2 separate regions of the Homo sapiens genome follow, and region 2 is linked to region 1. Evidence: read pairs that join two places in POLR2A ChIA-PET (ENCODE). Cell type or tissue: B cell. All regions are shown on one strand. Each heading gives the region's core, and the rest is flanking DNA. Links, peaks and the distances in the headings are about the cores only. Region 1 overlaps EYA3 (EYA transcriptional coactivator and phosphatase 3). Region 2 has its middle 43 kb from the start of PTAFR.

The links. Peaks named below come from ENCODE experiments on the same cell type or tissue, not always from the same donor. Only the 100,000 strongest peaks of a DNase experiment are listed, where the experiment ranks them.
Region 2: POLR2A ChIA-PET joins it to region 1 with 12 read pairs; 3 of 35 experiments call an interaction of 5 or more read pairs at or near these places.

Annotation. Positions count from the first base shown.
Region 1 is chr1:27,973,433-27,984,731 of GRCh38, reverse strand. It overlaps EYA3 (EYA transcriptional coactivator and phosphatase 3), which reads left to right. Exons shown (of 18, transcript NM_001990.4): 17 at 6,258-6,358; 18 at 10,186-11,299. The coding sequence ends at 10,266. Among named protein-coding and RNA genes, the nearest start is that of XKR8, 19 kb to the right of the region's middle. RefSeq lists a silencer at 1,488-1,688. In B cell, for the core only: CTCF peaks have their summits at 4,714 and 4,915 (motif pointing right); a DNase peak (open chromatin) is centred at 4,921.
Region 2 is chr1:28,128,418-28,139,716 of GRCh38, reverse strand. No RefSeq gene overlaps it. Among named protein-coding and RNA genes, the nearest start is that of PTAFR, 43 kb to the left of the region's middle. RefSeq lists an enhancer at 4,770-4,819. In B cell, for the core only: no CTCF peak of the experiment used is centred there; a DNase peak (open chromatin) is centred at 6,796.

The DNA of each region.
Region 1 (11,299 bases), core at 3,549-6,048:
GATGGAAACGATCCACTAGATGAGGAAAAATAATAACGGTGCTTATTGTGTGCTAGGCAACGCCAAGGCACTAGGAATACAGCAGTGACAAAAGTCCTCTGTCCTCATGGAACTTACCTTCGATCAGTGGTGCTAAGATAACTGGATTATCCATATAGGAAAAAAGGCAGAATTGTTTTCCTTCTTTATGTTATATGCAAAAATAAATTACAGGTAGATTAAAAACTTACCGCAAAAGGTAAGTTTTTTAATTTTTAGGAGAAAATATAGAAGAGTATCTGTGTGATCTTAAGGTGAGGATGGGCCTCTTTTAAGAATCAAAAGATAGTATAAAAAGCAAAAAAAAAAAATCATTGATTGCATGGAACTTTTAATTTTACATACAGTTAAATATAACAAAGTGACAAGCTGGGCACATGCCTTTAATTCCAGCACTTTGGGAGGCCAAGGCATCACTTGAGGCCAGGAGTTCAGGACCATCGTGGGTAACATAGTGAGGCCCCATCTCTACAAAAATAAAAATAAAAATTAGCCGGGTGTGGTGGTGAGTGCCTGTAATCCCAGCTACTCAAGAGGCTAAGGCGGGAGGATCACTTGAGCCCAAGAGTTCAAGGAGGCTGCAGTGAGCTGTGACTGTGCCACTGCACTGCACTTTAGCCTGGGCAACAGAAGGAGACCTTGTCTCTTGAAAAAAGGTAACAAGACAAGCCCACATTTTGGGATAAGGTATTTACAACACATTTAATTGGCAGTTAGAATACAGAATCTATGAAGAACTGCCAGGCTTAATGGCTCATGCCTGTAATCCCAGCACTTTGGGAGGCCGAGGTGGGTGGATCACCTGAGGTCAGGAGTTTGAGAGCAGCCTGACCAACATGGTGAAACCCTGTCTCTACTAAAAATACAAAATTAGCTGGGCGTGGTGGCACACGCCTGTAATCCTAGCTACTGGGGAGACTGAGGCAGGAGAATCGCTTGAGTGGGGGAGGCAGAGGTTGCAGTAAGCCAAGATTGCGCCATTGCACTCCAGCCTGGGCAACGAGCGAAACTCCATCTCAAAAGAAAAAGAATGCAGAATCTATAAAGAATTCCTGCAAATCAGTAAGCAAGAGACAATTTTGAATATAGAAAAATAGGCAAAAACCTTGAAACAACCAGTTTGCCGAAGAGGAAAACAAAACTGTCAGTAAATATATGAATAAGTCCTTAACCTCACAAATTAAGGAACTGCAAATCAAGAAAATGCAAATTTAAATGTGGTACATTCTCCAACCATCAGATAGACAAAAACTTAAATCTAACAATGTAATGGGAACTCTGCCTCTGCAAGTGGGATTGAAAATGGATATAACCTGCTTTGGAGAACGTTAATGTCTAATGAAGTTTGAGGTGTACATAACCCTATGATCATGCAATTCCACTTTTAAGATATATATATACTTTAGAGCAGGGGTCTGCAAATTACAGTCCATGGGCTAAATCCTACCCTCTGGCTGTTTGTGTAAGTTTTTATTGAAACCGTGCCCACTTATTTATATAGCTGCTTTCACACTACAGTAGCAGAGCTGAATAGTTGCAACAGGGACCATAGGGCCTGCAAAGCCTAAAATATATACTATATACTCTCTGACTCTTTACAGAAAAAGTTTGCTAACCTCTACCTTTGAGTAATTCTTACATGTACAAGGAGACATGTACAAGGATTTTTTTGATGCACACTTGCTTATCATAGAAAATAATTGGTCTGTAAACCTGTCCATGAACAGAAAATTGATAGATATATTCAAACAACAGAATGCTATATTGCAGTTAAAAGTGGATTAAGTAAAATTACATATACTCATAAGGATTAATATTAAAAACAATAGGCCAAGCGCGGTGGCTCACGCCTGTAATCCCAGCACTTTGGGAGGCCAGGGTGGGTGGATCACCTGCCTGGCCAACATGGTGAAACCCCATCTCTGCAAAAAATACAAAAATTAGCTGGGCATGGTGGTGTGCGCCTGTAATCCCAGCTCCTCGGGGGCCTGAGAATAGCTTGAACCCAGGAGGCGGAGATTATAGTGAGCCAAGATTGCACCACTGCACTCCAGCCTGGACAACAGAGCAAGACTCTGTCTCAAAAAAAAAGAAAAACTGATGAACAAAAAACATTGCAGACAGATAAATGTACAGTATGTAATATCTATATAAAGATTTAAAATATTTACATTTTAGGAGTACTTGAAAAGTTTTGTTCTGTAATGTCTTGATTTTTTTTTTTTTTTAATCTAGAGCAACTATAAGGGTCAGGTGGAGTGGCTCACGCCTGTCATCCCAGGGCTTTGGGTGGCTGAGGTGGGAGAATCACTTGAGACCAGGAGTTTGAGATCAGCCTGGACAACATAGTCAGACCCCATCTCTACAAAAAAAATTTTTTTAATTAGCCAGGTGTGGCCAGGAGCCGTGGCTCATGCCTGTAATCCTAGCACTTTGGGAGGCCGAGGCAGGTGGATTGCCTGAGCTCAGGAGTTCAAGACCACCCTGGGCATCACGGTGAAACCCAGTCTCTACTAAAATTAGCTGGGCATGGTGGCGGGCACCTGTAGTCCTGGCTACTTAGGAGGCTGAGGCACGAGAATTGCTTGCGCCTGGGAGGCGGAGGTTGCAGTGAGCCAAGATCACGCCACTGCACTCCAGTCTGGGCAACAGAGAAAGACTCTGTCTCAAAAAAAAAAAAAAAAAAATTAGCCAGGTGTGATGGCTTGTACCTACAATCCTAGGTACTCTGGAGGCTAAGGTGGGAGGAGCACTTCAGCCCACAAGTTTGAGGCTGCAGTGAGCTATGATTGTGCCACTGTACTTCAGCCTGGATGGCATAGCAAGACTTTGTCTCATAAATAAGTAAATAAATACAGCAACTGTGAAGTGTTAAGATTTTACAAAGCTTCGTTGGTGGTAGGCATTTTTTTCTTTTTTTTTTTTTTTTGAGACAGGGTCTCACCAGGCTAGAGTTCAGTGATCACGACTCACTACAGCCTCGACCTCCCTGGCTCAAGCAACCCTCCCACCTCAGCTTTTCGAGTAGCTTGGGATTATAGATGCACACCGCCATGCCTAACTTTTCCTATTTTTTGTAGAAATGGGGTCTCACTTTGTTGTCAAGGCTGGTAATTCTCCATGCTTTTTTGTATGGTTGAATTATTTCATTTACAAGGGATTGGGTGGAAGGGAACATATATGAAAGCGCTCCCTTCAGATATTGTTCCTGCTGCCGGTTGCTTTATGTATATCATAGGAACCCAGAGCACTCACTGAGCCTCCCACATCTGAAAGACAGATTTTCTGTAGTGCTTATTATACTGAGACCTGGCACCCGCAGGCTCATCAGGCTAATGGAAATGATCTCATTCCCTCTGTCAGTAAGTGTGCTTATTTGGTATTTTTCCTCAGTCTCAGTTCATCCAGAGCTAATTTGCAAAGCTGCAGTGGGATCTGGTGCTATGGTAACCACAGTAGGAGGCTTGAGGCTTTTCTTCACAGAACTGTGAAATGGGAGCAAGGAGAAGAAATACTTTTTCACTTCCTCTGAAATGATAGCAAAATATGGTTCTCTTAATGGCCATTCTGTGATTTGGGGACATTAAAGAGAATTCTCAAAATAATTTCTGAAAATGTCAGAAGTTTTTTTTGTTTTGGGGGGTTTTCTTGAGACAGGGTCTCACTCTGGTACCTAGGCTGGAGTGCAGTGGCACGATTATAGCCCATTGCAACCTTAACCTTCCCACGCTCAAGCGATCCACCCACATCAGCCTCCTGAGTAGCCAGGACTTCAGGCGTGTTCCACCACCATACCCAGCTAATTTTTTAATTTTTTGTAGGGAAAAGGTCCCACTGTGTTGCCCAAGCTAATCTCAAACTCTTGTGCTCAAGTAATCCTCCTGCCTTAGGCCTCCCAAAGTGCTGGGATTGCAGACTTGAGCCACCGCTCCTGGCTAGAAATATTTTAATAGAGAAAACCCAGGGACTAATATTCTCCAAAGATTTGGCTGATCTTACAGTTCACCAGCTTCAATTGCTTGACATATGGTAAACTGATTAATCATTGGCCTCATCCTCCTGAACAGGAAAGCTCATATCCAGAAATGGAAGTATTTTACCAACTGTATTGGAGTGAGTCCTGTTTTCATGGAGCTGCTTCTTTACTTTGAGCTGTTAATAACTCTCTTGGCCTCTTAATCCTTTTAAAGGAGACATTACAGAGTATATTTCATCCTTGATCATTGCATGCCAGGACAGTGAAAATGTCTGTGTTCTTATCCTCAAAATATGAGTTACTGCCTTTGTTGAGTCTTACAAGAAAGTCAAACTGACTCACTTAAAAAAGTTTTTTGCTACAGACAGATCATAGTAGACTGTGCATCTGGTGGAGGTTGGCTTAGTTTGTAAAGCTGTAATGGGTGAAATGGAATTAAAGAACTCTTCAACACCATGAACATAATAAGAATTTATTATTAGTTGAATGGTTTAATGTTTGAACTGAATTGAGGCATAAGACCTGGACTACAGTCCTCCACTGAATCATTTGTGAGATTAATATGAATTTACTCAGCAAACATTGATTGAATCCCTCATATGAATGTAAGGCATGACAATTCTATTGTAAAATATTAGCACTAAAAGAGACCCAAGTGCACCTAAGCCAAGCCTTGTATTGTAAGTGGCCAGCTGAGCCCAGAGTGATCTAGTGTCTGGTCCAGTTGACTAGTCCGTCTGTTTTGAAGTGCCACTGGGTTAAGGATGTCAAAGATTTGCAGTTACATATCTGCACAACTTCTGTGCCAAGTAGGACTTCTGCGTATGGAAGTATAAGTTCTGGCCAATTATGTTACAGTTATCTTAGATTTGTATATTTATATATTACAGTGATTTTCCAGCAGATGGCAGTCAAATGTCTTGAGGAAGAGGCAGCTTTATCTTATTTACACAGGAACCCTGGTGCTAAGTCACTCTGTTGGGCAAGGGGAAAGAACAAGAAGGTTAATAGAGCAGGATGAAGAAGAAAGCCAAAGTTAGGACCTTGTTTAACTGAAGAAGGTGGCAGAAGCAGGGAGATAAAAAGAGCAAGGGATATAACTTCTTTTTATTTATACAAATAAAGTATCTTTCCCACAGCAGTATGATCTGTGTATGTTTTAGGTGTTGGTTGCAGATGGGATTTGAGTTTTGATACACTGCCATGTTTCTCAAAACTGTCTGCAGTTCTGAGAAATGGATTTAAATCACCCATTTCCCAAGGTCAATTTCAGTGATGCAGTATCTTGGTTACAACTACAAGGTATAGTAAGTAAGGAGGTTCCAGATATGACAAATGTTGATGCCATATTTATTGGTCACTGTTCTCAGTTCTATTCTGGGGCTGTTCTCTCACTGAAAGACGTAAGGCCTATACCCAGGACTGTTTCTGGGAAATGAAGAATTGGAGGGAAATGGCTTTTTGTTTGTTATTGTTTCTAACAAGAAATCAGGGCCTTGTGTTTTCACTTCTCTTTTCTACCCTAAAACATTTCACCCCAAAAATCATTCATTCATTATGACACAATGACCAGAGCCTAGATTTGGAGTCAGGGGCCCCAAGTTCTAGCTACTTGCTTGTTTGTGATCTAGGGGCAAGTCACTAAACCTATTAATCTTTCCCATTTATAGAAATTCCCTCACACTAAGATCTTAGGGACTTCACCCTCAACGTGAAGGTTAAAATAAGTTTTTGGGTTGTTTGTTTGTTTGTTTTGAGACAGAGTTCGCTCTTGTTGCCCAGGCTGGAGTGCGATGGCATGATCTCGGCTCACTGCAACCTCCGCCTCCCGGGTTCAAGCGATTCTCCTGCCTCAGCCTCCCCAGTAGCTGGGATTACAGGCACGCGCCGCCATGCCCAGCTAATTTTGTTTTTTAGTAGAGACGGGGTTTCTCCATGTTGGTCAGGCTGGTCTCAAATTCCCGACCTCAGGTGATTCGCCCGCCTCGGTCTCCCAAAGTGCTGGGATTACAGGCTTGAGCCACCATGCCCGGCCAAGTTATTTTAATGGCACAACTTCACATTCTTTGGGCAGAGGGTCTACTGGATCTCTAGCTCCCATCCCTACTCCCCAGCAAGCAAACTACATGGGCTGTCACTTAGTCCACCTAAGCACAGGCAGGTGAACCTAGCAGCAGCCCTCTTCTTTGGTTTTGAAAAGAAGAGAAGAGTATTCTAACAGGAAATTTCTTTTTCTCATCAGGTAAGGAGAGCTGCTTTGAGAGAATTGTGTCAAGGTTTGGAAAGAAAGTCACATATGTAGTGATTGGAGATGGACGAGATGAAGAAATTGCAGCCAAACAGGTAACCATGGTAAAGAAAAATAGTCTATGTGGTTGTACATCGAGTAATGAGAAAAATGGGAAAAACTACAAAATCTTAGCAATCTATTATGCATTTATAATATTTTCTCTTTCTTCCTCTCCCATTTTTCTTTAAAGAAAAAGAGGGTCTTTTTTTTCTCCAGATGGAGTTTTTCCTCTTAAGTTTTTAGATCCATCCCTTCCTCTTCCTCCCTGTCACTCAAGAATCTTAAAATCTTTAAGCCCTTCTACAGGGATCCCATCATTAAACCTGAGATGTGCCCCATCTTCCATCTTCAAAGACAGTGCCTTCTCAAGCATCAGACTTGACTGCAAAAAGGCTAATCATTCTTTCTTTTCCATGCTTCAAGTTCTCAGACAGTACAACCAATAGCTGTTTCTGTAGAGAAAGTCTTTCCTGCCTTTGAGCCCTGGAAAGATTGTTCTGATGTTAACCCCACCACTATACAGGTCCCAACTTCAGGTCACCCCTTCTTTTTTTCTTTTTTCTTTTTTTTTCTGTTTTTGAGATAGAGTCTCACTCTATCTCCCAGGCTGGAATGCAGTGGCACAGTCTTGGCTCACTGCAACCTCCGCCTCCTGGGTTCAAGCAATTTTCCTTCCTCAGCCTCCCAAGTGGCTGGGACTACAGGCACCCGCCACCATGCCCAACTAATTTTTGTATTTTTAGTAGAGACGGGGTTTCCCGTATTGGCCAGGCTGGTCTCGAACTCCTGACCTTGTGATCCGCCTGCCTCGGCCTCCCAAAGTGCTGGGATTACAGGTTTGAGCCACCACGCCTGGCCCAGGTCACCCCTTCTTAATATAGGAAACAATAGATGAAAGAGTCTTGGCTATAGAACTTAAAATCCCATCTGTGTCTCAGCTATGTGAATTTGAACAATTATCCTCTTTGAGTATCCTCATCTGCTAAATGGATCTGTAGAAGTTCTTTCCCTCCCTATCCCAATTTATTTTCTTCCAGCAACTCTATTTCTTAGACATGGAGGCATTGGGTTGCCAGCTAGAACCAACTGCCCTGATACTCTTCATCCAGTTAAGTGGAAACCTTAGCAACTATAATAAACTATGAGATTGGTAATCAGTTGGCATTATTATCTCATGTTTTCATTTGTCACTTTATGTAGCAATTCAGGGATCCTTATTTTTTCACATATGTTATGAAGCTTTGATTCTAAAGTGCTTCTTGTTGCCCTCTTTGGGAAAGACACTAGTGGGTGTAGGCATCAATGTTTCCTGGTCTGAAGAAGGGTATGGGGGAGAGAACAACTCATCAGCAGAGTTGGTAACTCTGAGCTAATGTCTTTAATCATCTACAACAGAATACATCCATTGAGGCTGGGCACGGTGGCTCATGCCTATAATCCTAGCACTTGGGGAGGCTGAGGCAGGCAAATCACCTGAGGTCAGGAGTTCGAGACTAGCCTGGCCAACATGGTGAAATCCCGTCTCTACTAAAAATATAAAAATTAGCCGGGCATGGTGGTGCACTCCTGTAATCCCAGCTACTCGGGAGGCTGAGGCACAAGAATTGCTTGAACCCTGAAGGCGGAGGTTGCAGTGAGCCGAGATCGTGCCACTGCACTCCAGCCTGGGCAACAGAACAAGACCCTGTCTCAAAAAAAACAAACAAAGTATATACCAATTGGAAAATGCCTTAGCACTTTATCCAGTTCAACCTATACTCTGTGAAGGATATTTTCTGCAGCCTTTCTGACAGAAGTCTCTCTAGTCCTTGCTTGAATATGCCCAAGGATGAGGACACTGGTTCCCAGTAGCCTATTCCACCGTGGGATCAACCAAGCTGTTAGGGTGTTCCCCCTTCCACTGAGCAAAAATTTCTCTACCTTCACATACTAGTCTGGCATTCTTTTTTTTGTTTTGTTTTGTTTTTGAGATGGAGTCTCACTCCATCGCCCAGGCTGGAGTGCAGTGGCATGATCTTGGCTCACTGCAGCCTCCGCCTCCTGGGTTCAAGCGATTCTCGTACCTCAGCCTCCCAAGTAGCTGGGACTACAGGTGCACACCACCACTCCCAGCTAATTTTTGTACTTTTAGTAGAGACAGGGTTTTGCCATTTTGGCCAGGCTGGTCTCAAACTCCTGACTTCAGGTGATCCACCCACCTCAGACTCCCAAAGTGCTGGGATTGCAGGCATGAGCCACTGCACCTGGCCTCTAGTCTGGCATTCTTGAACATAACAAGTCGGTTTCCTCTTCTGTATGTTAATAGCCTTTTAAATATTATGTGTGAGCAGCTGTCTTGAAAAACAACTAGGGTATATGCCAAAATAACTGTGTTCTAGGACCTCAATATTCTGAGTAACTTGGAACCAGTTTCAACTAGATGATAGGAAAGTTAATCTCCTCAGCTTCATAGAACATGGTTTCCAATACTTGGATTTATCAAAGCCCTCCTTTAAAATATGGCCTCCACATGAGAATCACCTAAACCTGGGAGTGGAGGTTGCAGTGAGCTGAGATAGCACCACTGCACCCCAGCCTGGGCAAAAGAGTGAGACTCTGTCTCAAAAAATATAAAAAATTAATTTAATTTAATTTAAAAATATCGGCCGGGCACGGTGGCTCACGCCTGTAATCCCAACACTTTGGGAGGCCAAGACGGGCGATCATGAGGTCAGGAGATCAAGACCATCCTGGCTAACACGGTGAAACCCCATCTCTACTAAAAATGTAAAAAATTAGCCGGGTGTGATGGCAGGCACCTGTAGTCCCAGCTACTCGGGAGGCTGAGGCAGGAGAATGGCGTGAACCCGGGAGGCGGAGCTTGCAGTGAGCTGAGATCGTGCCACTGCACTCCAGCCTGGGCGACAGAGTGAGACTCTGTCTCAAAAAAAAAAAAAAAATATGGCCTCCAGGCACAGTGGCTCATGCCTGTAATCCCTAGCACTTTGGGAGGCCAAGGTGGGAGGATTGCTTGAGCCCAGGAGTTCAAGACCAACCTGGACAATATAGTGAGGCTTCATCTCTACAAAAAATAAAGAATTAGCCAGGCATAGTGTCACATGCCTTTAGTCCCAGCTACTTGGGAGGCTGAGGTGGGAGGATCACTTGAGCTCAGGAGGTCAAGGCTGCAGTGAGCCATGTTCATACCACTACACTCCAGCCTGGGTGACAGAATGAGAGCCTGTCTCAAAATAAAATAAAAAGTAAAATATGGCCTCCAGAACAGCACACAGTTTTCTGGACATGATTTTGACTACATAATATAATGGGATTATTATTTCCCAGATCTGTACATTCTCCATCTTGGACATAGATAAGATTTAGGTGTTGCAGTTCTGAAACTTACAAGAAATTGACCATCCATGAGACAGTATAATCTTATATCAAATACTAATTTTTCACCTGGGCCATTTTATTTGATCCTTAAGACCCTGTATGATAACTGGAATGCCTGTAGTTCCAGCTACTCAGGATGCTGGAGTAAGAGGATTACCTGAGACCAGGGGTTCAAGGCCACAGTAAGCTATAATCACACCACTGCACTCCAGCCTGGGTGACACAGCAAGACCCTGTCTTCAAAATAATAGCTAGAACAGGTAATCTCTCAAAAGCACAAAGTACCACTGAAACCTATTTAAAATTTCTCACATTTCTAAAGTGTGCAATGTACAAGGTCCTTATGCATATGATTATTTGATCATTATAACAGCCCTATGAGGCAGGGATAGATAGGGTTACCATGTACCTTGGGGAGAGGTGTGTTGAGGAAAGAGTATGGGCAAATATTTATATAAGCTCTCAGAAGAAGTTGGATTAACCAGCTATTCCCACTCTCTTCCAGCACAACATGCCTTTCTGGAGGATCACAAACCATGGAGACCTAGTATCCCTTCACCAGGCTTTAGAGCTTGATTTTCTCTAAGAACTGGAATGAGGAGCCTTCCCCTTGAGCTCCTTTTCACTCCTGAAGGGAGCTGGAGACTGGAACCAACTGAGAACTTTCTCTGTCTGTCTCTCTCTGTGTCTCTGTCTCTATCTCTCTCTCTTTCTCTCTTTCTCTCTCTCCCTCTCTCCCTCCCTCCCTTCCTCTCTCCCTCCCTCTCTGCCTCTCTCTCTCTCTCTCTCTCTGTCTTTATCCATGGAATGCTGGCGAGAACACAATCAGAACCAACAGCTGCAATTTTTGCTAAGAGTGAGCTGCAGCCCCGTGTTCATCTCCATACAGAAGCAGGGACAGTTGGATAGAGAGAACAATGGACTCACTGCAGCTACAGTGCTTTTAATTTTTCTGTGTTTTGTTTTTGTTTTTTTGTTTTCAAAAAATGAAAAAGAAAAGGAAATTCCTGGGGCAGAGTTGCACTCTTAGTCCATGACCAGATTGAGAATTACTGATAACTTGTGGTGATCAGATAAATGCAGCAGACTTTTATGATAACATCTCTTGCAGTCTTAGAGTCTCCTTAGCTTAGAATCTCACTTATTTCCAGCGAATGTGTATGTTATTTTTATAGGTAAGGGTCTGATCTTTGACGCAGGTTTCCCCCACTTTCTTTTTCTAGCAAGAAGGGGTGTTTAAAGTCTTGAAAATAGTAATTGAAATATCTAAAATACCTCCCTGTGGCAGTAGCACCTCTATAGCTGCTCCAGTGGTCTGCTCTCTAGGATGATACCTTTCCTGTTCTTCTATCTCCTAGCTGGTGAACTGTGGGGCACTGGACACTGAGTAACTTAAACTTTGGCATTTCCCATCTAGAAGCCTTAGTCTTCTTTCCAGTCCCTTTTCCCTTTAGTCAAATGGCACAACCCTAAAAACTCCTTCAGCTTGACTGTCATTCAGACTGTATCACAGGAGGCTTAGCTTCCAAACTGGAGAGAAGGAACTAAAGTGTCTTATGAATTTCAGCTTCTTGGCTCTTGAGACCGAAAGGTTCTACCTATTCCCCCTGCAGAGAAGC
Region 2 (11,299 bases), core at 5,407-7,906, 150 kb before region 1:
CATCGCGCCTGGCCCATAACCTCTCTTTTCACTCCAGCCCATAATCCCATTCCCCTGCCCCTTTTCACCAAGTTCATGTTCTGTAACCCTGCATTTTCTTTAGAAACCTGAAACCATAGCAGAGAGGAACACAGTGGGACTAGTCAGGCTTTCCCCTTGTATTTGACTTCCCAGACCATTCTAAAACACGCTGAGTGTTTCTTAAGAAGCCAGAATTGCCACATGCATGAGTCAGGGAATTTTGGCCTTTGGAACAAAAAGGATGAGTTAGTTCCTCAAAAAGGAGGATGAGGCATCAAAGGACACCATCAACAGAGTGAAAATGCAACCCACAGAATGAAAGAAAATGTTTGCAAGTCATATATCTAATACAAGATTGATACCTAGAATATATAACTCCACAATGAAAACCAAACAACTTGATTTAAAAATGGGCCAAGTACTTGAATGTACATTTCTCCAGAGAAGACCTACAAATGACCAGTGAGCACTTGAAAAGATGCTCAATATGACTAATCTGTAGAGAAAAGCAAATCAAAATCACTATGAGATAAAAACAGAAAACAAGTGTTGGCAAGGATGTTTAAAAATTGGAAACTGTGGGCAAGGCACAGTGGCTCACGCCTGTAAGCCCAGCACTTTGCGAGGCTGAGGCGGGCAGATTACGAGGTCAGGAGATCGAGACCATCCTGGCTAACATGGTGAAACCCCATCTCTACTAAAAATGCAAAAAAATTAGCTGGGTGTGGTGGCAGGTGCCTGTAGTCAGTCCCAGCTACTCAGGAGGCTGAGGCAGGGGAATTGCTTGAATCCGGGAGGTGGAGGTTGCCGTGAGCCAAGATTGCACCACTGCACTCCAGCCTGGGCAACAGAGCGAGACCCGATCTCAAAAAAAAAAAAAGAAAGAATCACCGTTTAATCTAGTAATTCCTTCTTCTTCTTCTTTTTTTTTTTTTTTTGACGAGAGTCTCACTCTGTCACCCAAGCTGGAGTACAGAGGCACCATCACGGTTCACTGCAGCCTCAAAGTTCTGGGCTCAAGGGATCCTCCCACCTCAGCCTCCCCAGTAGCTGGGACTACAGGTGTGTGCCGCCACACCCAGTTAATTTGATCTAGTGATTCACTTCTGAGTACAAACCCCAAAGTATTGAAAACAGGGACTCAAGCAGATATTCGTAGTAACATTATTCACAATACCCAAAAGGTGGGAGTGACGCAAATGTCCACTGAGGAATGAATGAACAAAATATGGTATAGACACGCAATTAAACATTATTCAGGCCATGAGTGGTGGCTCATGACTCAATCCCAGCACTTTGGGAGGCCAAGGCAGGAGGATCGTTTGAGACTAGGAGTCTGAGATCAGCCTGGGCAAAATAGAAAGACCTCATCTCTACTTAAAAAAAAAAAATTAGCTGGGTAAAGTGGCATGCACCTGTAGTCCCAGTTACTCAAGGAGGCTGAGGCAGGAGGATCACTTGAGCTCAGGAGATCAAGGCTGCAGTGAGCTGTGGTTGTGCCACTGCACTCCAGCCTGGGTGACAGAGCAAGACCCTGTCTCAAAAAAAAAAAAAAAAAATTGGTGGGAGCTGTGCCTCACGCCTGTAATCCCACCATCTTGGAAGGCCAAGGTAGGTGGATCACTTGAGGCCAGGAGTTTGAGACCAGCCTGGCCAGCATGGAGATACCCCATCTCTACTAAAAATACAAAAAAAAAAATTAGCTGGGCATGTTGATGTGTAACTGTAATCCCAGCTACTCAGGAGGCTGAGGCAGGACAATTGCTTGAATCCAGGAGGCAGAGGTTGCAATGAGCCAAGATCACGCCACTGCATTTCAGCCTGGGTGACAGAGCACCACTCTGACAACAACAACAAAAAATTAATCCGTTTTAAAAAGGAAAGAAATTCTGACATTTGCTACAAAGATGGAAGGACCTTGAAGACATTATGTTAAATAATATAAGCCAGATACAAAGGACAAATATTGTATGATTCCACTTATATACAGTACCCAGAGTAGTCAAATTTGTAGAGACAGAAAGTAGAACAATGATTGCCATGGAGAGAACGGGAAATGGAGAGTTAGTGTTTAATGGGTACAAAGTTTCAATTTGGAAAGGTCAAAGTTCTGGAAATGCATGGTGGTGATGGTTGCACAGCAATACGAATATTCTTAATGTGCTGAGCTGTATACTTAATGGTTAAAATGGTACATTATATGTTACCACAATTAAAAAAAAACTTACACAAAGGGAAGAGGGGATTGAAACTGCCTGTGCAAAATTATGACTGAGACAGTGAGAGATCTAACCTCACCGACTCCATCTTGCTTCTAATCTTTAAGCTGTCCTTGTTCCTTCCTGGGCACAGGCTGAACTAACTTTGGGAGGAACTTAGTTTATAGTTTAAAACAAAGACAATAACAGCCCTTTCCCAAAACAAACCTCCTTCTTGCCTGAAGACTAGACTGCCTTTGTAGGACTAACAAATTAGCCACAAGATTAGAAATTATGGTTTACGAGTCATGCAGCTGGAGGCTACAAGATTTTGACCTCCCCTAAACTGTTCCTAAGATCAGTGCTTAAGATATTTTGCAGACCCTGCACTTTATGGATCAGCTGGCACCATCCAGATCTATAAACTGGCTCATCTGATCTGTGGCCCCCCCGCCAGGAACTGACTCAGCCCAAGAGGACAGCTTCACCTTCCCATGATTTCATCACTGACCTGACCAATCAGCACTCTCATCTCACTGGCCTTCCCCAGCTCACCAAATTATCCTTAAAATCTCTGATCCCCACATGCTCGGGGAGACTGATTTGAGTAATAATAAAACTCTGGGCCAGGTGCGGTGGCTCACGCCTATAATCCCAGCACTTTGGGAGGCCAAGGCAGGAGGATCACGAGGTCAGGAGATCGAGATCATCCTGAATCTCAGGCCTGACACTTGCTGGCTATGTGATCCTGGGCATTTGCCTCAGTTTCCTTATATGTAAAATGGGTATAATGTCAATTCCCTTCTCTTCACTCTTCTAAGATGTGGATAATTTAACACTTGGGATGGGTCATTGATTGTTCTTGAATTACAGAGAGCTTGTCTCTCCTTAGGTAACTGCTGATGTCCCTCCCTTATCAGCCCAGTGGGCACAAATGTTGCCCCAGGCTACAGGTTGGCCGGAGAGGGCAGCATTCCAGAAGTAACTTCACATACATTCATGTATTCTGTGGGCACTGGGGAGAGAGAGAGGAGCACTAGAAAGGAAAGAGAAGACGACAGCTCTCCATAGTCAATTTGCTTACACTTGATCTTATGTGTGGCCTGTTAATGGCTCCTAACATTAGGGATGTTTCACAATAAATGACCTTTAACTACAGCAGCAGCCAAAAGAAGCTCAGGAGGGCAAGAGGGGCAATGGGGAAGACCATGGACCTTGGAGTTAGAGCTGGATTTGTCTCCTAGTTCTGACGTCACTAGTTGTTTGGCCTTAGGTAACTGATTGTCTATCTCTGAACCTCAGTTTCCCCAGTTGTAAAAATGAAGATAATGGCAACTACTGCACGAATATGTTAGGAGGCTCTGGGGAGGTAATAGACTCAAACTCCTGGCCTCAAATGATCCTCCTGCCTCAGCCTCCTGGGTAGCTGAGATTTACAGGCACAAACCACCGCCCAACTTGGGAAGGTAATGGAGAGGAAATCATTTTATAATCTGTTAAGAATTATTATACATACTGTTGAACATGAGCAATTAGCTGCAGCAAGAAGGCGTGTTGCCTAATATCTATTGTCTCCCTGTTCCTAAGTAGAAGAACCCTGTTTTTAATCTAGGTGCTGGCAATGCACCTAGCCGAAAGATTACATTCCTTATAGCTAGGTGTAGCCCTGTGACTAAGTTATGGTCAATGAGCTGTAAGTTGTAGGGGAGGAAAAAGAACTTCCTCTTTTACCCTTCATAGTTCTTAACTAGGACACAACCTGGTAACAGAAGACGAGAAAAATAAACAGAAGTCTATTAACATGCATACCTCATGTTCACAAGAGAGCTACCCAGGGGTTGAGTAAGTCGCAAAGAGGTGGCTTTGAATTCAGGCTTATGGAGAATTTTCAACAAAGAACAGTAAAGTTTTGGAAAAGTGACAAGGCAAAGGAAAAGGACTTTTTTTTTTTGAGACGGAGTTTCGCTCTTGTTGACCAGGCTGGAGTGCAGTGGCGCAATCCTGGTTCACTGCAACCTACGCCTCCCGAGTTCAAGTGATTCTCCTGCCTCAGCTTCCCGAGTAGCTGGGATTACAGGCACCCACAACCACGCCTGGCTAATTTTTTGTATTTCTAGTAGAGACGAGGTTTCACCATGTTGGCCAGGCTGCTCTCGAACTCCTGACCTCAGGTGATCCACCTACCTCGGCCTCCCAAAGTGCTGGGATTACAGGTGTGAGCCACCGTGCCTGGCCAGAAAAGGACTTTTGAGTCCCCTGGGGAAGCAAATTTGGGGAAGGCAAATAAATAGTAGGTAAAGGCTAGTTAGTAAAGTTTGTCACATAGATTCCTTTGGTGTCTTCTTCCAGCAAATGAGGGTCTAAAGTTGTCTTCAGAGATCAACCTCTGTTTCTCGTGGTTGGGAGGGGAGGAAGGACACCTTTGCCTTTGTAAACTTATGTCTTGCTTTTAGGCTAATGGGGGAGGGTAGAGACCTTTTGTTGTATCTGCTTCTTCTCAATTGCCTTCAGCTCAGAATAGTCCTTATGCAAAAGAGGCATATTTGGAGGTGGGGAGGTAGAATATTCTGGTCTCCTAAAAGTGAAAGAGTTGATAGGTCATCTGGAAATAGTGCTTCAAAGAAGCTTACTCAGCTATAATCCCCTTCTGCTCTTCCCTCCTTTTTTTTTCCTTGCCTGGAATTTGGTGCTCCTGCAGCCATCTTATGCCTTGAAGTGACTTTGAAGGTGAAAGCTATGGGCCACAATAGTAGAACAGTGATAGAAGGAACCTGGGCCCATGATAATGGCGGGGTACAATTCCTGGACAAGGATCAGCTGCTAAGTATAATAGCAGGCCTGGGACTTGAATTAGGGTCTACATGGTGGAGTAGCAGTTAGGATACTTGGTTGCAAGCAACAGACATCGCCTCTGCCTATTTTTAGCAAAATAGAATTTATTGGAAGGATGTGGGTGGGGCTCAAATAAGTTGTAGGTAGCTGGAGAAGCAAGCTTGGGGATACACAGGAACCAAAGGAGAGTTGGAAGGCCTAGGATCAGGTTGCAGGCACATTTTCACCTGAGTGCTGCCACTACCACCATGATGAATGATTTCCAACAAGATCTCCTATCCTGCCCGCACTGTTTCAAAATTCAGATTCTCAGGAGAGGGTGTCTGATGGAATCAACTCTGGCCCTGTCCTCCATGGATTATTTAATGAAATGGGTCATCTGGAGTTACTTTTCAATCAAGGCTACAAAGGAAATTAACACATTATTGGGATAGAGGAGGTTATTTCAGTTATCTATTTCCACAACAGTGATAAATAGCAAATAATCACATGCTTCGGAAGCATTTAAACATTCATCGTTCATCACAGATCACTCATACATCTGGTGATCAGCTAGACAGCTCTGCTGTTCTGCTTTGGACATGCTACACATCTGGAGGTTGGCTGGCTGTTGATTGATTTAGTCTGACCTTGGCTGGGAAGACTAGGGCATCTGGGTCTGTTCCTTCAGTAGGAAAGTCTGGCATGTTCTCATGGGTGATGGCAGGGGTGTGAGAAGGGTTGTATGGCAGACACACCTGACAGTCATAATATAAGCATACCCTATGAATTACCCTATGATCCAAGAGGGATCTGGGAGTGGCCAAGCCAGAGATTCACTCCTTATCTATGAAGGACATTGAAACCCCTGGCCCATCCCTTGGAACACAGACTGTGCGGGGGATGGAGGCCCTTTGTTTTGGGTTAAATGGAGGTTGCTAGTTTAACTGCCCAGTGGTTTCTTCTTGCCCACTGCCCAGATAGAGCTGATTTATCGAGATAGGGGAATTGCAATAGAGGAAGAGTCTCACACATGTAGAACTGGCTAAACAGGACACCAGCGTTTTATCATTACTCAAAGCAGTATCCTTGAAAAATTGGAGGCTAAGGTTTTTCAAAGATAACCTTTGGCAGGGAGGTGGGTGGCTAGGGAATGGGTGCTGCTGATTGGCTGGGATGCAATTATAGAGGTGTGGAAAATGGTCCTAGCATGCTGAGTCTGCTTATGGGTGGGGGCCAAAATCCAGTCGGTGGGTCCAGTGGGGCCATCGGGTCATCAGGAATGCAAAAGCCGGCTGGGTGCAGTGGCTCATGCCTGTAATCCCAGCACTTTGGGAGGTCAAGGTGGGAGGATAGCTTGGGTTCAGAAGTTCAAGACATACCTGGGCAACATAGTGAGACCCTATCTTTACTAAAAATAAAAAAAAATTAGCGGAGTGTGGTGGTGCATGCCTATAGTCCCAGCTGGGGAGGCTAAGGCAGAAGGATCCTTTGAGCCCAGGAGGTTGAGGCTATTGTGAACTATGATCATGCCACTGCACTCCAGCCTGGATAACAGAGCAAGACCCTGTTTCAACAACAACAACAAAAAAAAAAAAAAAAAAAGAGAGAGAGAGAGAGAGAAAAGAAATGCAAAGGCCTGAAAAGACAACTCAAAGCCAATCTTAGGTTCTACAATAATGATGTTATCTGCAGGAGTAATTGAGGAAGTTGCAAATCTTGTGACCTCTGGAGTAATGGCTGGTAATCATTTATGCCTACATCTTAGCCGAATTCAGGCTTCTCTTATCCTCCTAACCTGGTGGTCTTTCATTAGTTTTACCAAGGTGATTTCGTTTGGGAGAAGGGCTATTATCATTTAAGCTATAAACTAAATTTCTCCCAAAGTTAGCTTGGCCCAAGTCCAGGAATGACCAAGGGCAGATTGGAGGTTAAAGGCAAGATAGGGAGGTTGGTTAGATCAGATCGCTTTCACTGTTATAATTTTTGCAAAGACGGTTTCACTAGGTGGAGGCTGCTAAGTAAAAACGCTATATGAACTGCATGCCTTTTTTTTTTTTTTTTGAAACAGGGTCTTGCTTGCTCTATCGCCCAGACTGGAGTGCAGTGGTGCGATGGCAGCTCACTGCAGTCTTGACCTCCCAGGCTCAAACAATCCTCCTGAGACAAGAATAATACACGGTGGTCACAGGAGAATAGAAAACTCCAGGCAGCAGTTTCACATGACTAGCAAAATGAAACCGTTGAAATAGCTGCAGAAGCTAGGGGATAAGACCCTGAAAAACCAGGGTGTGGGCCAAGCTGGCTGAGACCAACTGGACCCAACGTGAAACTGGATTTGACCTAGGTTTCTCCCAGGACCTCATTATATGCTTATTAACATACAAATTACACACCCACCAGCGCTGTGACAGTTCTGAGAACACCCATATTAGGTGTAAAAATGAGTGGCACCACAGTTCCAAGAAATCTTCACCTTTTTCCAGGAATCTTAATGAATATTCAACCTCTTGGTTAAAGAAACCCATAAAGGTAGAAACCTCAAACTCTACTGTGTGGCACTTTCTCTTGAGTCCACCCTTACTCCCCTCTCCTGGGTGTGTACTTTTCACTTTACAATAAATCGCCCTACTTTCACTGTTTTTTTAAGATAGGGTCTCCCTCTGTTGCCCAGGCTGGAGGGCAGTGGGGTTATCTTGGCTCACTGCAATTTCCACCTTCTGTGTTCAAGCAATTCTCCCACCTCAGCCTCCTGAGTAGCTGGGACCATAGGTGTGCACTACCACACCCAACTAATTTTTGTATTTTTAGTAGAGACAGGGTTTCACCATCTGGCCCAGGCTGGTCTTGAACTCCTGGCCTCGAGTGATCCGCCTGCCTCAGCCTCCCAAAGTGCTGGGATTACAGGCATGAGCCACCACGTCCAGCCTACTTTCACTGTTTTTTGATTCATCCTTTAATTCCTTCTTGTGATGGGGTCAAGAACCTGGACACTGGCCGGGGTTGAGGTCCCACTGACATTTGGGGACCTCCCTTAGCCCACGGGTATCACCCCTGGCTAAGCCTCCCAAGTATCTAGGATTACAGGTATGCACCACCATGCTCAGCCAATTTTTTTTTTTTTTTTTTTTTTTTTTGAGACGGAGTCTCGCTCTGTCACCCAGGCTGGAGTGCAGTGGCGTGATTTCGGCTCACTGCAACCTCTGCCTCCCGGGTTCACGCCATTCTCCTGCCTCAGCCTCCCGAGTAGCTAGGACTACAGGCGCCCACCACCACGCCCGGCTAATTTTTGGTATTTTTAGTAGAGTCAGGGTTTCACCGTGTTAGCCAGGATGGTCTCGATCTGACTTCATGATCCGCCTGCCTCGGCCTCCCGAAGTGCTGGGATTACAGGCATGAGCCACCACGCAGGGCTCAGCTAATTTTTTTTTAAACTTTATTATATGTAGAGACTGGGTCTCATTTTGTTTCTCAGGTTGATCTTGAACTCCTGCGCTGAAATGATTCTCCCACCTCAGCCTTCTAAAGTGTTGGGATTACAGGCACGAGCCACTGCAAGTCACATGACTAAGCCCAGAATCAGAGCACCGCGAAGTTTTGTGACAAAGGGTGTGGATACAGAGAAAGGTGAAGAATCGGTGCCACTTGTGCAATCTACAAGGGAATAGTTCATGCCAATAAAAGGAGCCAATGTCTACAACAGACATCAAAACCCAAGTTCTCTCCATGTTTCACACCACCTGGGACCCAGCTGAAGGAGCAGTTCTTGAGGAGAGGCCTCTGTCCTCACTCAAGGGATTCAGTAGAATGTCAGCTCCACGAGAGCTGGCGCCTTCATTCTCTGTTGTCGTTTTTTGTTTTTTACCTTGCCTTTATTTCAGACAAGATTTTATCTGTTTATGTAACCTCAGTGCCTAGAACAGTGCCTGATACATAACAGGTGCTTAAAGAACACTGGTTAAATGAAAATTAACTTGTGAACTTACCTTAGGCATCTAACCAAGGTATCTCCCTTTTTGTGGGGAGGCTGGGTGGTATGGAGAAAAGGACCTAGATTTGGAGGAAAAAAACAAAATGAGTTAGAATCTGGGCTTCATTAACTCTGGGTGATCTTGAGCAAATTGTTCAACTCCCTGAGCCTCAGTTTCCTACAGTGGAAACCTTTTGCGGTGACTTTTCAGTGCATCCTCCCCATCTTTCTGGTAATCGTCCCTGCCGTTGTCACATGATTGATACGATGGGGCTTCTATAACTATGTGAATCTGTGTCCCTCAACCCTGCCCGACTGATTGGATTAGGGGTATGGATGGATCTGACTCGCACTGGCCCATCAGAGTCCCTTTCCTGGGAATCTGGAATTCCAGGTTCAGTCTTAAATAGGGGAGATAGGAACTCAGGAGCTGCCTATGACCATTTTCTGCCACAGAGTGCTGATATGCAGCAAGAGAGAAGGATAAAACCCCCATTCCAGGTTATTCCTTAGGCATAACTAGGTAATCACTAGATGACCAGCTAGGCATAGCTAGGTAATCACTGGTGAAATGGTTATGGGCACAGTCTCTGGCGCCAGACTACCTTGGTTCAGATTCTGGCCTTGCCACTTAGTAGCTGTGTGACCCTGGGTGAGTCATTGAACTTCTCTGTGACCTGGTTCTCATCTGTAAAATGGGAGTGACATTATCATCTACTGCATGGGGTTGCCCTAAGGATTAAGTAAAAGGCATAGAATAATACCTGACACACAGTGAGTACTAAGTAAACATTATCTTTTGTGTGTGTGTGTGTGTGTGTGTGTGTGTGTGTGTGAGATGGAGTCTGGCTCTGTCACCTAGGCTGGAGTGCAGTGGCACAATCTTGGCTCACTGCAACCTCTGCCTCTCGGGTTCAAGCGATTCTCCTGCCTCAGCCTCCCGAGTAGCTGGGATTACAGGCATGTGCTACCACGCCTGGCTAATTTTTGCATTTTTAGTAGAGACAGGGTTTTGCCATGTTGGCCAGGCTGGTCTTGAGCTCCTGACCTCAGGTGATCTGCCCGCCTTGGCCTCCCAAAGTTCTGGGATTACAGGTGTGAGCCAACGCGGCCAGCCAGTACTGGGTATTTTCATACTTCCCATTCTTCTTGCCCTCTGTTCCCCAGAATCTGGTCATCTTCATCCACCTTGGCTGGGCTGGGGCTGACTATGGGAGATGGTGCCTCTGGGGTGGAGGCACTGTCTTTCCAAGGTGAGTCTGATCTGTTTGACAAGGTTCTTAGAACCACACACCTTGACACCTCATTCTGCACTCAGGAGAGTGAATCATCCATCTTGAGTGCCTTTCCCCAGGAAGATTTCACCCCTGGATGCACTCTAGGTTTTCTCGTTGCTGGGAACATGACTCAGGGCACAGTGGCCCTTGTGGGTGGAACAGAAGCTTGAGCCCAGTTTTCCTCATTTGTATCCTGCTGTGCAATCCCTTCCCTGGTCCCCTTGTGATCTACACAGGAAGGAAGGAAAGGTGTGCTATGGGCTTAAGGGAACAGAGGGCAAGAGTCTTGGAGATGTGAATGGAGCCTCTTGTTTCATGTGCTAACATCCCAGGGCAGAGAACAAGTCCGTGATGAGGAGTTTTCTTCCCCTGAGTCTGCTTCCTCAGCCTTCCCAGCCCCTTCCTTCGAGGTCTCTCCTGTCAGCCCACCCAGTTTACATCCTGGACCAAGCCCAGCAAGGGCGTGGGTGTGGTTAGGTGGGGTGGGAGATTCCAGGACCATTTTTATTTTTTGTTTTTTTGAGATGGAGTCTCACTCTGTCGCCCAGGCTGGAGTGCAGTGGCGCGATCTCAGCTCACTGCAACCTCCGCCTCCCGGGTTCAAGTGATTCTTCTGCCTCAGCCTCCTGAGTCAGCCTCCTGAGTAGCTGGGATTACAGGCACACACCACCACACCCAGCTAATTTTTTTTGTATTTTTAGTAGAGACGGGGTTTCACCATGTTGGTCAGGCTGGTCTTGAACTCCTGACCTCGTGATCTGCCTGCCTTGGCCTCCCAAAGTGCTGGGATTACAGATGTGGGCCACCGCGCCCGGCCCCAGGACCAGTTTTGCCTCCTGTATCCATTTGCTTCTGGTCTGGTGGACAGGAGGGTGATCCCTAGAAAGGGGCAAGATATTGTCATGGTCTGTGATCTTGCCCCTTTTCTCCTGTGGGGAAAGCCGTTGTGGACACAGAAAAGGCCATGGAGTGGGGAGGGAGAGCATCAGGAAGAATAGCTAATGGAGGGGGGGCTTCATACC